Linked DNA regions of Mus musculus: regions 2 and 3 are each linked to region 1. The links are chromatin contacts, found by Hi-C or POLR2A ChIA-PET in ENCODE. All regions are on one chromosome and are shown on one strand. The core of a region is the stretch at or near the end of the contact, and the rest is flanking DNA. Distances in the headings are between cores, read along the strand shown. Region 1 overlaps Brwd1 (bromodomain and WD repeat domain containing 1). Region 2 holds the start of Psmg1 (proteasome (prosome, macropain) assembly chaperone 1). Region 3 holds the start of Brwd1 (bromodomain and WD repeat domain containing 1).

Region 1 (5,041 bases), core at 951-3,450:
TGGGGAGGTGATTGAACAGATTATAAGCCTGCATACCAACGACAGTGGAGATGCAAGCCCAGAGTCCAGCGTCTTGGATGGCATGATTAGGCAGCTGCAGCAGCAGCAAGACCAGAGACTGGGAGTGGATCAGGATGGGACTGCAAATGGACTTCCCAGTGGGGAAGGGACACCCCGAAGAGGGAGTGAGTACAAATAAAATTCTGTGCGAGAGTAATAAAATAAAGAGATGTGGCTTCATTGCCAGATGCATGCACCTCAGAACCCAAGAACAGCTAAGTAGTATTCTGAAAATTGCTTTGTTACTCAAAGAAAAAAAAAAAAAAAAAAAAGGAGTTATAAGTGGATATGAAGTTTGTTAAGTACTCTGAAAGTCTGTCAACGGTCTTAGCTGTGGGGTAGGTTTTCAGAGTATATTAAATGAGAGCAGACAACATTATTTTTAAATGAAAACTACTTTAGCTTTCTCTTGCTTTGGCATTCACGTCTTTTGTGCAGCCTAGTTGAGTAGAGACTTTCCTTTCTTACTAAGTCAGTGTTGATTAAAAAAAAAAACATAAGGTAAGCGCCACGATGTCACAGGTAAATGATACTTAGTTTTATTAAACTATCCTAATAGGTAAGAGGCCAATATCCTCTTATACCCTGGTAAATAATTAGAGAAGCAAAGCTGGGTATTTGAAAATGGAAATGAAGCTGAGTTCTAATGAGCACGACTGACACTGATGAGTGTTTATCTCGTGTGCTCAGAGACCCAGGAGACTCCGGTACTGCTGCACGGTGACAGCCTGATGGGGTCCTACGAGTTTCATTTCCATAAAGAGATACCATGACCACCACAACTCTTATAAAGAAAAACATTTGAGTCTAGCTTACGTTTCAGAGGTTTAGTTCATTATTGACGTGGCAGAAAACAATGGCATGCAGGCAGACATGGTTCTGAAGGAACCTATGTGCACATGTATGTATGCATATGTCTGTGAGTACCCATTTAGGCCAAAAAGGGCTAGAGTCACAGCTAGTTGTGAGCTGGGATCTGACCTGGGTCCTTTACAAGAGCAGCAAGTGCTCTTAACCGCTGAACCATCTCTTCAGCCCAGATTATTTCTGTTGTGTGTGTGTGTGCTTGCCTGTTTGAGTGTCTGCCGTTTGTGTCCAAGTACTTGCGGGGCTGGAAGAGAGTGCTTAGAGCTATGTAGCCTTCATGGAGTTAGAGCACCTGATGGAGGTGCTGGGAACTGACCTGACCTCAGGTCCTTTGTACTAACAGGAAATGCTCTTAACTCCTGAGCCATCTCTGCTCTTTTGTGGTAATTATGAAAATTTTTATTGTTAGAATTATTCTAATTTTTATGTCTGTGTGAGAGTGTGTGCATATTTGTGTTATGTTTGTGTAGCGTGTGTGCGTGCGTGCGTGCGTGCGTGCGTGCGTGCGTGCGTGTGTGTGTAAGGCCCACAGAGAAAGATCCCACGAAGCCGGTGTTCAGATGGTTTGCTAGTTGCCTGCTCAGTAGCCTAGACTGTAACAGTGTTCTTGTTATATAGCTTCCCCAGTTTAGTGGGGCATCTATCCTTAGCAAAGGTTTTCCCAAAAAACAAACTGTTTTGAAATAAAGATGCAATGGAATACATTTGTGTATTTTATAATTTCAGAATGTATAGAAAAAGTTCAAGTGGCAGTTTACCAATTAATGATAAGTATTCTACATTGTGGTTTTAGTTATGTTAAAGCTTTCTTCTTATAGCTGTTTTTAGTATGTCTGTCCTTTTTCTGGTTTGGAAAAAGGTGTGTCCTAGTAGGAGGAATGCACTGTTACTGTGTGCTAAATGAACATAATAACTGGAAATACTTTAAAAATACTTCCTGATATTTTTCTTCTAGGTTTTAGAAGACTGAGTTTAGACATTCAGTCTCCTCCAAACATCGGTCTCCGTCGGAGTGGGCAGGTTGAAGGTGTTCGTCAGATGCATCAGAACGCTCCTCGGAGTCAGATTGCTACAGAGCGTGACCTCCAGGCTTGGAAGCGGAGAGTAGTTGTTCCAGAGGCACCGCCTGGCATGTTCAGGTCCATAACTATTAGGAGGATGTCATTTTATATTTTATTTTATTTTACGATTTATTTATTTTATTTATGTATGTGAGTACACTGTCGCTGTCTTAAGAAACACCAGAAGAGGGCATTGAATCCCATTACAGATGGTTGTGCGCCACCAAGTGGTTGCTGGGATTTGACCTCATGACCTCTGGATCAGGTCTTAACTGCTGAGTCATCTCTCTAGCCCCTACTCTTAACATCCAGTAGTAAACTAGGTCTGTAAAAAACTGGACAAACCTTCATTCTTTTTTCTTTAGCTTAGATCTACCTTCCTCTGCTTCCCAAGTGATGGGATTAAAAGGCATGTGCCACCACTGCCCAGCCGGTTTTTGTTTTTTGTTTTTGTTTTTTGCTTTTTTTGTCTTTTTATTTATTTATTTATTTATTTATTTTCTTAGAAATCAGTTTTTGTTCTTTGTACATTCTTATGTAGCATGGCTAAGATACATTGAGATTTTATATCAAGTCAGGTGTTTCTAGGAGTTTTCAAATTAGAACCAAGGGACCCTGAGTCTTTTACACAGTGAAGACAAAGGCCATTTTTAGCCTATGGTAACGTGCTCCAAGGTTTGAAATTATTCCTGTTGTAATCATCTGAACAGTGTTATTGACTTGATAAGGAGACAGAGAAATGAGTAGCACTGCTATTTTTGTTTAAATGAGAGGCCTAAAACATGGGGTTGAATTCTTTGTATAAGAAAAATGTTGCTTTTAATTTTATTTGCAGAAAGGAAGTATAATCTTGGAGACGCTTGGAAGCAATGAAATGGGCTGTCTAGTTGTATTGGTTCTAATGGGTCGATACATAATGCCAATTAATGAATATTTTGTAGTTAATATGAATAGGTCTTCACATAAACTGAGGTTTTGTTTTTAATAAAAAAAAGATAAGGGGCTGGCAAAATGGCTCAGTGAGTAAGAACACTGACTGCTCTTTCAAAAGTCCTGAGTTCAAATCCCAGCAACCACATGGTAGCTCACAACCCCCATAATGAGATCTGACGCCCTCTTCCAGTGCGTGTGAAGTCAGCTACAGTGTACTTATGTACAATAATAAATAAACCTTAAAAAAAAAAGAAAGATAAATACATACATAAAATCTAAACTTGTAGTTAGTGGTTTTGGGGTAGCCAGGTGAGTCTTGACCGTGATGAGGCGCTGCGCTTGCTCCTGCCTGCCAGTGGCGGGGCTCGGGCAGCTGAAGCGTCTTCTCATTTCAATAGCTTTGTGTGCTGTTTTGAGGTGCTGTGGGCCCAGTAGCCTCTAAAGCTGCAGTGATGTACTGTTAACTGTGTACCTCAGTCCAAGAACCTCTGTCACCATAGCCTTAATTTTGTAGGCGGTTGGAAGACATTCGCATAGAGAGAGGCGAGGAGGAGAGGAACCTGTATGTAATAGGGAGAAAGAAGAAGACTTTCCAGGTCCCACAAAAGGTAACTTGATTCTCCTTTCTTGGGAATGAGGAAATTATCATAAAATTAGAATTCAGTGTTTTTTGTGATTTATAAAAACAGCAATAGCTTTCCAAAGTATAGTATTTATTGCTTAAAGTCTTTTGTTGGGCATTTAAAGCCAACATAGAACTATTGAGTTCTTTTTGTTTTGTTTTCTTTGAGACAGGGTTTCTTTTTGAGACTGCCTGTGTCTCCTGGGTGCGCTGGGATTAAAGGCACTCACCTCTGCCACCATCACCACCATGCTGAACTGTCAGTTAGGTCTAATGACCATACATTAAGATGTCTTCCTGTCCTTTTACAGCTGCTGACTGGCTTTCTGAGGTAGCCACTGTCACAGCTCATGTGGCTGCTGTGTAGGTCTTTGTACTCTTGAAGCTCCAACAGTGGAAGTCTTGTCCCCCTCTCTTTGGTGAGCATAGAAGAGGTAGTAATATCTCATGTAGCCAAGCTTTTTGTCTCTGTTTTTAAAGATTCATGTATTTATTTTATATGAATACACTGTCTCTTCAGACACACCAGAAGAGGGCATCGGCTTGAATTACAGATGGTTGTGAGCCACTATGTTGTTCCTGGGATTTGAACTCAGGACCTCTGGAAGAGTAGTCAGTGCTCTTAACCTCTGAGCCATCTCTCTGGCCTCCAAGCTCTGTAGCCAAGGAAGACCTTAAATTTCTGGCAAACTTTTGTCTTTAGATTTTTTTCAAGACAGTTTCTTTGTGTGACCCTGGCTATCCTGGAATATGCTCTGTAGATCATGCTGGCCTTGAACTCAGAGACATCCACCTGCTTCTGCCTCCTGGGTGCTGGGATTGATGGCATGTGCCAACACTGCCTGGAAACTTTTTTTTTTTAAAGATTTATTTGTGTGTTTGCCTGTGGAGACTAGAAGGTGTTGGATTACCTAGACATTTGTGCTGGGAATTGAACTCTAGACCTTTGGAAGAGCTGTATATGTTCACCCACCCAGTGATTTTTTTTTTTCTATTTATCATATGTAAGTGCACTGTAGCTGTCTTCAGACAACACCAGAAGAGAGCATCAGATCTCAGATGGCTGTGAGCCACCATGTGGTTGCTGGGATTTGAACTCAGGACCTTCGGAAGAGCAGTCAGTGCTCTTATCCACTGAGCCAACTCTCCAGGCCCCCAGCTATATTTTAAGCTTCTGAATTTTATCTTTTTTTTTTCTTTTTTAAACCATTGCATAGTCAAAGATACTGCAAGCTTCTATCTTTAGAGTGGTGAGATTGCACAGGTGTATGCCGGCACGCAGGTCTGTGGGATTCTGGGAACAACTCTAAGGGTTGTACTAGGTTTCAGACATTTACCAACTGAGTACACCCCAGCCCTTGACTCCCTGTTGAGTGTAGCTTCATGTCATTCATGGCATCGTGGACATGTAAGGCAGTGTGGGCATGAGGCTCATGAGCTGCTGTGGCCTGTTTTTAAAGCTTTCCAAGGAACTAAAAGTAAAAAATACCGACTTGAG
Region 2 (5,041 bases), core at 1,509-4,008, 53 kb after region 1:
AAAAAGTTACTGAGTGTTTATAAAGAGGATGATGCACCCATACATTCAGAGAACGAAAAGGAGCTATATCTTAGGCGGTTCAGATCCCGGAAGGAAAAAGCCCAGCCTACTCCGAGGTAGAAAGGTTACCGGGAATTGTCAGCAGCTCCAATGCCTGCCCTGAAGTCCGCTCCCAACCATAAGCCGTCCCAGCACCTTTTGAACAATTTTGTGAAAGCCATTACTCTGGGTCAAAGTGGGATGATGGCTTCCAGTTAGCTCTACACAGCACAGCATAGGGTGTTCCAAGGAGGTAGGAGATGTGGATTGTGTTGTCAGGTGAGAAAGCAGAAGGACCCACTGAATGTAAAGCAAAGGCTTGACGCAGCTTGGTCCTCTAGAGAAATAAAAGCATGTGGGATATATGGGGAAACAATGCTAATTTCAATGGTTTGCCCTCACAGACTGAAAACTAGGCCATTTCCAAAGGAGGGAGCAGTAAGCCCATGTGACTGCTGAATTTTAACTGGGTCTGATTTATGTAGTGCACATCCCTGGGAACTGAGAGAGTAAATCCTGGGGTGTTACTGACTTCTGAAGAGGAGTGTGGGAAAGACTGTCATTAATGTCTTATTTATAACATTGGAATTCATACTGAATGATAGCTACCTGGTATGAGTAATTCAGGGAATGTATCTTTCTAAGAAAGTTCTCAATGTGACTATTACACTTTATTTCTTCTATGTAGCAGCAAAGATGTAAAGGCCAGACTTGTGGTCAGAAATTAGAACAAGATGCACTCATCGCTTAAGGTGATGCAGTTGGATCCTATTTCTTACGTTTCTCTGCTGTTCCTTAGAAGTTAGAATGTGACACTGCAGGTTCATTTCAGGCTCACTAACAAGCCAAGTGTCGGGGAGTCTGGCCTCTGGTCGTTGTGCTACAAATGTTTTGCCTACAGAGGATGTGGACTTTAGTTCGTTGTTCATGGCTATTTGTTGACATTAAGGTCACCAGATGTGACCTGTGAATGTACTGTCAAGTCTTTTTATCATGTTACTGGAGAAACTTGTCTTCAACAGTTTGTTTTTCCAATTAAAAATAGCTGTGACTATTAGGCATAACTTGCATGTATAAATCAAAAAAACAATGGAACCTAGGGGTGTGTATTTTTCATTAACAGTAATGCACATTTTTTTCAGTTATATGTATGGCCAAAGTGTCCAGATTACTTGAGAAACTTGTTTGTGGTTGCATGCCTGCTTAAAACAAAAACACAACTCAGAATTCTAACATAGTGTGTGTCTTTTTGTAACTCACTCTGAAATCTTCAGCATCTTGCTACAAGCACAGGAAGAGTTCCCTTCCTCCTCTTTGGTGCATGGGTTTGGTTTATTTATTTATTTATTTTGAGCTTTAATGAAAAATTTAAATGTCCAATCCCAAATGTCATAGAATTACTTATTGAGCAATTATATCCTCAAGAAATGCCATGAAATGAAAATATATCAGTCTAATGAAGACCTGTGAATTTTGGCAGTGTGAATTGAAGATCTGAAGTTACATCTTGCTGTCTGATCCTGTCCAGCCTTTTATAATGGAATCCCTTTCTGGCCTTTAATTGGAACATATTTTTATTTACCCTTTAAAGTGTTTGGTCTCTTTATTGTGACTGAATGGAGTAACACTGTAGTAAAATCCCTCCTGCAAATGTGTGCCGACAAGCCACCACTTCCCTATGATTTACCAACACGCTTCAGATTTCTGTTGGTGCTTTTTTCATGTGTGAGTGAGAAATCAAATCGAGTATCTTTATCAGCAAAGTATCCGCTTAAGAAACCAGCAAAGAGACAGCCAGGGACATCTGCTCTTCAGCTCGCTTCTACTAACCCTGGAATCTGAGTCTTAAAGACACCACACTGAGAATCTTGTGTGTGTGCTATAGTTACACACAAAGTGTTCTAGTTGGTATACATCTGCTTTTTATTTATTTCTTTGGTTTTTCTAGACAGGGTTTCTCTGTGTAGCCAAAGGATGTCCTGGAGCTCCCTCTGTAGACCATGATGGCCTTGAACTCAGAAATCCATCTGCCTCTGCCTCCCGGGTGCTGGGATTAAAGGTGTGTGTCACCACTGCCCGGCATTCATCTGCTTTTTATTAACCAGTGAGTATGTATGTTAAGATTGATATGCTTTTTCCTCCCAGTAGACTTGAAGCATCGTTTTTCTACATTGTGAGAGATTTTTAAACAACTTTCCAAGAGTTTTGATTTTTAAAGGACCCTCTGATCCCCAAACATTTTACCCTGGGCAATGCAGTCTCCATTTCCTCACAAGCAAATCTAGAATGTGTTTTTATTTCCCACTGAGGTGCCAGTTACCCTTTTTCTCGTGGGAGCAGCATTCGGTGGAGCTCTTTGTCTTCCAGCACACAAACCAGAAACACACATTCTTCCTGTCATTAAAGTAGAAAACACGGTCTATGAGTTACATATGGCCAGGTTTTAAAAAGCCTAGCCTTGCAGCCTCACTCATGTTCTCTGAATCCGCTTGCAGTCATCAACCCTGGAGCTGTCTGTGCTTCACCCGCAGCTCTGGGTTTCCTCCACGGGTGGGTCCTTGCAGGAGGGTCGCCGGGTGTGGAGCGGGCGCTGCGTGCCCCGGTTAACAGGATGACGGAAGCGCGCCGCGGGACATTTCTCGCGGCGGACCGGAAGCTCTTAGGTTCTCCCCCCTCCCCCCACGGAAGGCGTATCCTCGCTCGGAGGCGGGGTGGGGGCGTGGCTTGGAGGGGGCGTGACTGCGGGCCGGCGCGCATGCGCTGTCTGGCCGCGCGGAGCTGAGGGACCATGGCTGCCACGTTCTTTGGCGAGGTGGTGAAGGCGCCGTGCAGAGCTGGGACTGAGGAGGAAGAAGAGGAGGAGGAGCAGAGCAGGCGGGACACGCCGGAGGACCGGGAGGTCCGGCGGCAGCTGGCGCGGAAGAGGTCAGGCTCCCGGAAGGCTGCGAGCGTCAGGCGGTGTCGGCCTGCAGGGTGCCCTGCGTTCACGCTGGGACGTCGGCAGCCCAGCGATGCTCGCCCTCCACCGTGCACTTTAGGTCACGCCGCATGTCGGCCGTATTTCTTTCAAAACTACTTTCAGACACAGAAGTCAGGTCACGCCAGCCCCTTCCTTGGTCAAGGTTTTACCACATTCATTTCCTCTCCCACCACCCCTACGAGTTTCCGATTAGGACTCCCCACACGTCTTCCTAAGCATGCTGTCTCAATTATTTGTACTCTAGAGCAAACCCACACATAAAATATGCACATAATTAAACTTTGTTGATTCTCCTATTTTTTCAGTACCTCCATTCTGAGCTTTTAGGCGGGTTCTCGGATCAGAACTTGGGTCGTCATGTTTGTGTTGGCAACTTAGCACCTTCCCTACCCCACGTTTGCTAATAACACGTTTTCAGTATCATACCAGTCCACAGTCAAATTCACCTAGATTTTTAAAATACACTTCCCGGTGATTGTGTCAACGACAGACACTTTTGGCAGTTCGTTTCATTTGACAGCTCCCTCTCACTTCTCACACTCTTCCCGAGAGCCCTGATTTGTCTGATGGTCAGTCTTAGCTTACTTTTGCCACAGCTAAATGCTTGAACGTTTGTTTGAAGTCTTGGTCACATTCAGCATTTTGCGGGCTGGAGTGTTGGAGATGCTTTTAGTGTCTTTTTACATTGTGTCTGGCTTGTGGGTGCTGGCATTGTGTGTGTCAGGCTAGTATGAAGTTTGTTAGTAGTTTTACTCATAAAAAGAAAGTGTTTTATCCATTTGCAAGGGCACCAAGGACACTGATTATTTTATCTAACACCATCTATCCATCCAACTATCCACTCATCTCTGTCTTCTATCACCTACCTATTTATCCATCCATGTATATGTAAATATAGCACCTTTCTACTACCCATATAAATATCTATAAGTAACATGTCTACCATCGATCTCATCTGTCTTCCATCTATTTATACATCCAGCTCTATATAGCACCTATCACTTAATCTCTTAATCTGACTGTCATTCTGCCCATCACCATCTCTTACAGTGAACTGGTGGTCACAGTCATATTTGTTCACTTTTGTCTCTTGCTGTTAGGGAGGTTCGGCTTCTCCGAAGACAGACAGAAACATCTCTGGAGGCTGTGCTCCTAGAGACACACCCTTGCTCCAAGTTTATAATTGCAGTAGGAAGCAACGCAACAGGTAAGTGCCAGTGTCAGGAGTATATGTCCCGTTGGAAGAATGGACTCGAAGGTCCTTCTGCATGTATCTTACGTATTTTAAAAAGTTCACAACAGGTCCTGGGCATGTGGCTCAGGTGATAGAGTGCTTGCCTGTCAATCACAAGACCTTGGGTTTGAATCCCAGTACCATGTGAACTGGGCACAATGAAATCCGAGCACTCAGCAGGTGGGAAGTGGCAGAAGAGAGCATGAAGAAGTTCCAAGGCCAAGATGGGCTCCGTGAAGCCTGTCTTCAAAAGCCACAGTCGTTTTACTTCATGTAGGATAGATTGCCTGTTCTTTCCATCTTTGTAATGAGATTTAAAGGAAATATGCTTAGCTTCAGAATTACAGTTCAAGGCCCTGTTTTCCAGTTTGTTATGGTGTCCACAGGTCTAGCAGTAATTGCTTACATCTGGAACACTTCAGTTCTAAGGTCTTTGAATGCACTTATTGACCTGGTAGGTTCAAAGTAGAGTAATGTGAGTTTACTTGGATCAGTGTTGTATGTCAGTACACATGGAGATCTTTATAATTTCACTGGGTTTGCAGTCTCTGAGGAGATCATTTGAGAACTCTAGTTAGGAGCTCTTGCCCTGTAAGTGAGCCGTAGTACTTAGAGACTGTGTAAGTAGGCAGTAGACTCGCCCATTATATAAAGGTCTGCTTGCCTAATTGTTTTTAGAAGAATCTTACATTGTGAGACTGGTGCAGAGTCTGTGGACAAGTCCACTCCCTGTGTGTAGTTCTTTGTGGAGAGTGGAGACTTTTCACTCCTCAGCCTCAAATTTTGTT
Region 3 (5,041 bases), core at 1,638-4,137, 38 kb before region 1:
AGTTGCAAGCCAGGCGTGGTGATGCACGCCTTTAATCCCAGCACTTGGGAGACAGAGGCAGGCAGATTTCTGAGTCCAGGCCAGCTTGAACTACAAAGTGAGTTCCAGGACAGCCAGGGCTATACAGAGAAACCCTGTCTCGAAAAAACCAAACAAAAAACATAAAACGCCCAACCAAACAACCCCCCCCCCCCAAAAAAAAAAGAAAGGAAGTTGCTTTGCTGCCACTTAGCCTGATGGTCTGGGTTCAATTTCTAGGACCCAGGAGTAAGGGGGGTGGTGGTGGAAACCAACTCCTGAAAGCTGTCTTTATGCTGCTGTGTAAGCTGTACTCCTGCCAGGGCTGTTTTTTCCTTCTTTCCTTTCTCAGCCAATGCTGGCACTCCAAGGTCTTGTGCCACTAGGTGCTGTGCCACTGAGTCACATGTCTCATGTCCTCATCTCTGATCTCCTGTAAGGGCTACCATGCTACCTGCCCAGGATTAGAACTTTAATTCCAGACAATGACTAGCATTTGGGATAAAGATTCTTGTAAAACTACACTTTACTTTATGATAGTGTTAGGAAATGTAATACACACGTCCTTGGTCTATATAAACATTTAAAGGAACTGGGGGGATGTTTTAGTGGTCAATAACACTTCACCTTCCAGAGGACCCGGTATGGCACAAGGGAATATTCACATCAGAATGTCAAATAAACTGTTCTAGTTATGGATCTTAACGATTTAACTTTTCAGTCTATGTGAATGTCTGCTTTGCCAGTTTGTGCATATGTGTATCACCTGCAGGTCAGCAGAGGGAGCGATAGAGGGTTGTGAGCCATTGTGTGGTTGCTGGGACTTGAACTCAGGTCCTCTGGAAGAACAGTCAGTGCTCTTAGCCGCTGGGCCATCTCTCCAGGCCCTATCTTTATTACTTTGACTATGGCTTGTGAGCCTACTGCCAGTAGGTTCCCTTGGTGCTACACCAAGTCCATCTCTTTATCCTTATGGCTACAGTTCCAGTGGGTCCTCTTTGATTTACTCTCTCAGGTTTACTAAGTAATATTTTTCTGTATCTTGGTCTCAACTTGCAACCTCTCCTTGACTGGAACGTTCCAGTTTTCCCATTTTCAGCTGGAGACTCTCTGGTTGTGTCCATCAGTCACCCCGAATACTTGAACTAAACCTGTTTTAAAGGGTCTCATGTACCTTGGGGCTCTCCTCAAGCCGTGTGGATAATCATGTCCGTGAACTTCTGAACCTCTGGCCTCTGCCTGTGCTGGGATTAGTGGGTGCTTTGTTTCTGTGCTGCTCTGGATCAAACTCAGGCAAGCCCCCGAGTAAATGACAGAGTTCTTTGGCTTTCTCCTTCAGTTGCATGACATCCCCAGAGGAGTGAAAGTTCCATACCTTTCCCTCAGGCAAGTTGGTTTTTATCCCAGTGCCCTAAATCTTATCACTATAGTTCACCTTTCCCTTAAAGGACGCCAAACTGTTTCCATGGGAACGGTGGAGTTTACTGTTCCATTTTATCTTACCACTTGGTGTTTGCTGAGTTAGGATTACTCTGAATAGGTGGGCCATCTACATATTCATATGTACTTTCCATGTAATTAATGAAAGTCAACTCAGAGGCTGGAAATGCGTATTAGTTCATAAAATCCTTGAGCTCTGGAAGGAGCCGCACTGTTGGCTACAATTTACAGATAAGGCCAATTGAGACAGAGGTTAAGTGATTTGCCTAGGATCATACACCTGATAGTTGGAGCCAGTCTAAGGTTCACTGCCCGGGCACGACTGGGACACCTCGTTCTGCCTCCGCACGCAGGCACTAGAATGACTAGCTGGTACAACGCCTTGGTCACAAGACAGGACTCCTACAAATGACCTTGCTCGGTCAGCCCTTCGCAGGGGCGCAGGGGTTAAGAAAAGAATGCGGAGCCACCCTAGCACTATGTCCTAAGCCTAAGGAAAAGAAACAGCCGAACCACCCTAGACTCTTTATAGACACAAACAATTCCCTTGCCGCACCCTAGCCCGCGACAGGAGCTCGCTTTCCCGTTGGAAGACGACTGTCTTTTGGTGTTTGGGAATAAAGAGCCGAGGTCGTTTGAGGTCAGGCCTCTTTTTCTGACTCTCTGCTGCCCGATAAATCTAACAATGGCCATGTTTAGTTCTGTTCTGCACTCTACGTCAGAGCTTGTCAGCGCACACTGGACGTGGTGAAACAGATCCGGTTGGGTCAGGAGCCTAGAGCGGTAATTAGGGGGATTTTTCTGTAACTCTTCCACCCCTCCAACAAAACGACTGACACTTGTGGCCGCAGCCCGTTTCCCACGGGCCCTCTGAGTTCCCGTCAAGTCATCGCGGACTCCCAGATTCCGTCACCCGTACCGGGCATCTTTAACCCATCGCGGGGCGCGGGACGCGGGGCGGCGGGAGGTCGGGAGGGCAGCGGGTAAGGTGGTGTCGCAGCCTCCGCTCTGGGTTCAGCCACCCTCCTGCAGAGCTCCTCCCCAGCCTCAGGGTCTTCAGGCCCAGCCCAGGTGACCGTCCTCCCAGGCTCCGCCCTGCCCTGCCCCGCCCCGCCCCCTCCACTCCAGCTCGCCGTACCGCCTCCGCCGCCGCACAAAGGCCGGCGGCCGCCTCACCGCGCGCAGGAATCCGGCCACGCGCGCCCCAGCCCCCCCACCCCCCGCCCCGCGGACGCAGCCCCGGCTGGCTCGCCGCCCCCTTTTGCGCTTCACGCCCCCGACGCACAGGACGCCGAGGCGAGGCCCGCCTCCCAGCCAAGGAGCCACATCCGCGTCGTGCCACGCCGCCGGCTCCCCGCGGGGGGACTACTTCGCTCCCCGCCCCTCGGTCCCGCGCGACTTCCTGCCGCGGACGCGTCGGTGCGCGGCGCGCACGGCATGGCGGCGGCGGCGCGCGCCTGAGGAGCTGGGGGTACGCCGGCCCGGTCAGGCCTCGGCGCGGCCTACGCGCTCCACTTGTTCGCTGGTCCGCTCGCTCCCGCCCGGCGCCCCGCCATGGCGGAGCCTTCGCCGGCCCGACGTCCGGTGCCTCTCATCGAGTCGGGTAAGACACGGCCGCGCGTCCCCTGCCCGGTGTCGCGCAGCCGCCGCTGACCGTCCCTGTCTTCTCCCCGCAGAGCTGTACTTTCTCATCGCCCGCTACCTCTCAGCTGGCCCGTGTCGCCGAGCGGCGCAGGTGAGTGCCGGCTGGGCGAGCGGGCGGGCGGGCGAGCGAGCGAACCGGGGGCGAACGAACCGGGGGTGAGCGGGGCAGCTGACGGGGTCTGACCGCGCGTCTTCTCTGCCGCAGGTGCTGGTGCAGGAGCTGGAGCAGTACCAGGTCGGTCCGCCGCCCCCGCGTCCCCGTCCCCGCCCCCGCGTCCCGGTCCCGCCCGGCCTCCCGGCCGCGGTGGTCACCCGGACGCCTTTCGTGTCTCATTCCAGCTGTTGCCGAAGAGGTTGGACTGGGAGGGCAACGAGCACAACAGGAGCTACGAGGAATTGGTGAGCAGCTCCCGCGTCCTCCGCGCGCCCGCGCCCCCCAGCCGGGTCTCTGCTCCCCTGCGGGCGCCGCGGGGCCGCGCCCGGGGGTGGTCTCTGGTGGTCCGGCGTCCCGGGGCGACGGGCCCGACCCCCGAGGGCTCGCGGTGGCGGGGTGGGGGGCGGGATTTGGCAGAAAATGGTTTTGGGGGCGGTGCCGGGCGCAGGCGGGGGCGCCCCTGGCTCGCGGCCGGGCTGGGGCTCCAGGTGCGGCCGCCAGCCACTGAGAGGGGCGCTCTCATCTCTCTCCCTTCCCGATTTGTAACTCGAGCTCTCATTGGTCTCTCCTTTCTCTGCCCCGCCCAGACTTTCAGACCTCTTGTTCCCCAGGAATAGAGAGAGAGTCCTTAGTCTCCCAAGGTGGAGAAATGGCCCCTTCCTGTACTGTACTCCCTTCCTCTGTAGGATCGCACAGAGTTCTCCGTGGTGAATATGTCAGTGCGGCACCCCTGCTTCCCCGACCCGTGCACTGTGTGTTGACTGCCTTTAGAAAGTTGGCTCACACTTGATCTTGCTGTATGTAGCGGTTCAGGCTTTAAGTTGACATCCGTCAGTCGGTGTATTTATTTTTTGAGACAGGGTGTCATTACGTACCACTGTCTTGCCTTGAACTCGGGTAGGCCAGGCTGGCCTTGAATTCATTTCCTGCTTCTGAGAGCTCGGACTAAGCTCTCAGAAGCAGTTGTGTGTGCCTGTCTTAACATTTCCGAGGAGTGGTAACTTGCGGATTACATTTATTTTCCTTTGCCTTATTTTCCCTACTTGCTTAGAGGTTCTTGTGTATAGTTGAGTTTTATCCAGGTAACAGAGGCTTTGGGTGTTTATCGTTAACGAAGCACAAATGTTGCAGGAGAATATCTTCGACAATTTTAAGATAAAAGACTCACACTGAGCATATTGGTTACAGAAGGTTGAGATGAGTGTGTGCTGTTGATGTTTGGCTGCACAGCCCCGTTTGGCTTGGACTTGCAGTCCTGCTTCACTCATCCTCTGCTGGGTCGGGATTACAGGAGAGCTCACTGACTTCACCATGTGTCCAAGACCAGTAGTGAACAAAAAGTCAGCCAGGGCGTCAGTCATGCATGTGGGCAGTTCATTCTCTATACCTTGTTTTCCAGGGCTAAGGAGTTAACTGGATAACTAGAGGGCTCAGCAGAACAGGGCAGGAGTGCTAAAGCAGCGGTTCTCAACCCACGGGACCCACCCTTTGGGGGGGTTGCATGTCAGATATCGACATTGCAGTTCATAACAGTAGTAAAATTACAGTTAAGTAGCAACGAGAATAACTATGGTTGGGGGTCACCCCAACATGAACTGTGCAGGGCTGCAGGGCCGCGGCGTTAGGAAGGCTGAGGACCACTGGTCTAGAGCCTCTACCATTGTCCTTTCCACAGCCAGGTGTTGGCCGTGACAGGTGCAGTTGCTGAGTAAAACGGGGTTGCTGGTTTGTTGTTTAATTTGACTTTTGAGAGTTATTTTTAAGAAGCAAATGTTCAGGTGGGTA

Evidence for each region. A loop is a pair of places that touch in the nucleus more often than their neighbours do. ChIA-PET counts read pairs that join two places held with the same protein, here RNA polymerase II (POLR2A).
Region 2: a loop to region 1 is called in a map of adrenal gland, with 1.9 times the contacts of the local background. The contact joins the promoter of Psmg1 here to the enhancer-like site in region 1. A Hi-C loop is called at or near these places in 2 of 37 maps with a recorded cell type or tissue (T-helper 17 cell and adrenal gland). POLR2A ChIA-PET finds 5 or more read pairs at or near these places in 2 of 5 experiments (both embryonic stem cell).
Region 3: POLR2A ChIA-PET joins it to region 1 with 30 read pairs in embryonic stem cell. The contact joins the promoter of Brwd1 here to the enhancer-like site in region 1. POLR2A ChIA-PET finds 5 or more read pairs at or near these places in 4 of 5 experiments (Patski and embryonic stem cell).

What each region holds. Positions count from the first base shown.
Region 1 is chr16:96,041,489-96,046,529 of GRCm38, reverse strand. Brwd1 (bromodomain and WD repeat domain containing 1) reads left to right here. Exons shown (of 42, transcript NM_145125.3): 18 at 1-185; 19 at 1,883-2,066; 20 at 3,436-3,529. Among named protein-coding and RNA genes, the nearest start is that of Brwd1, 38 kb to the left of the region's middle. Within about 2 kb of position 2,200, at least 1 of the 3 ENCODE cell types and tissues checked has a DNase peak (open chromatin) inside an H3K27ac peak, as active enhancers do.
Region 2 is chr16:95,988,677-95,993,717 of GRCm38, reverse strand. It overlaps Psmg1 (proteasome (prosome, macropain) assembly chaperone 1), which reads left to right and starts at 2,758. Exons shown (of 7, transcript NM_019537.3): 1 at 2,758-2,964; 2 at 4,120-4,226. The coding sequence starts at 2,828. Brwd1 (bromodomain and WD repeat domain containing 1) reads left to right here. Exons shown (of 42, transcript NM_145125.3): 42 at 1-1,626. The coding sequence ends at 120.
Region 3 is chr16:96,080,274-96,085,314 of GRCm38, reverse strand. It overlaps Brwd1 (bromodomain and WD repeat domain containing 1), which reads left to right and starts at 2,887. Exons shown (of 42, transcript NM_145125.3): 1 at 2,887-3,061; 2 at 3,135-3,193; 3 at 3,308-3,337; 4 at 3,442-3,501. The coding sequence starts at 3,013.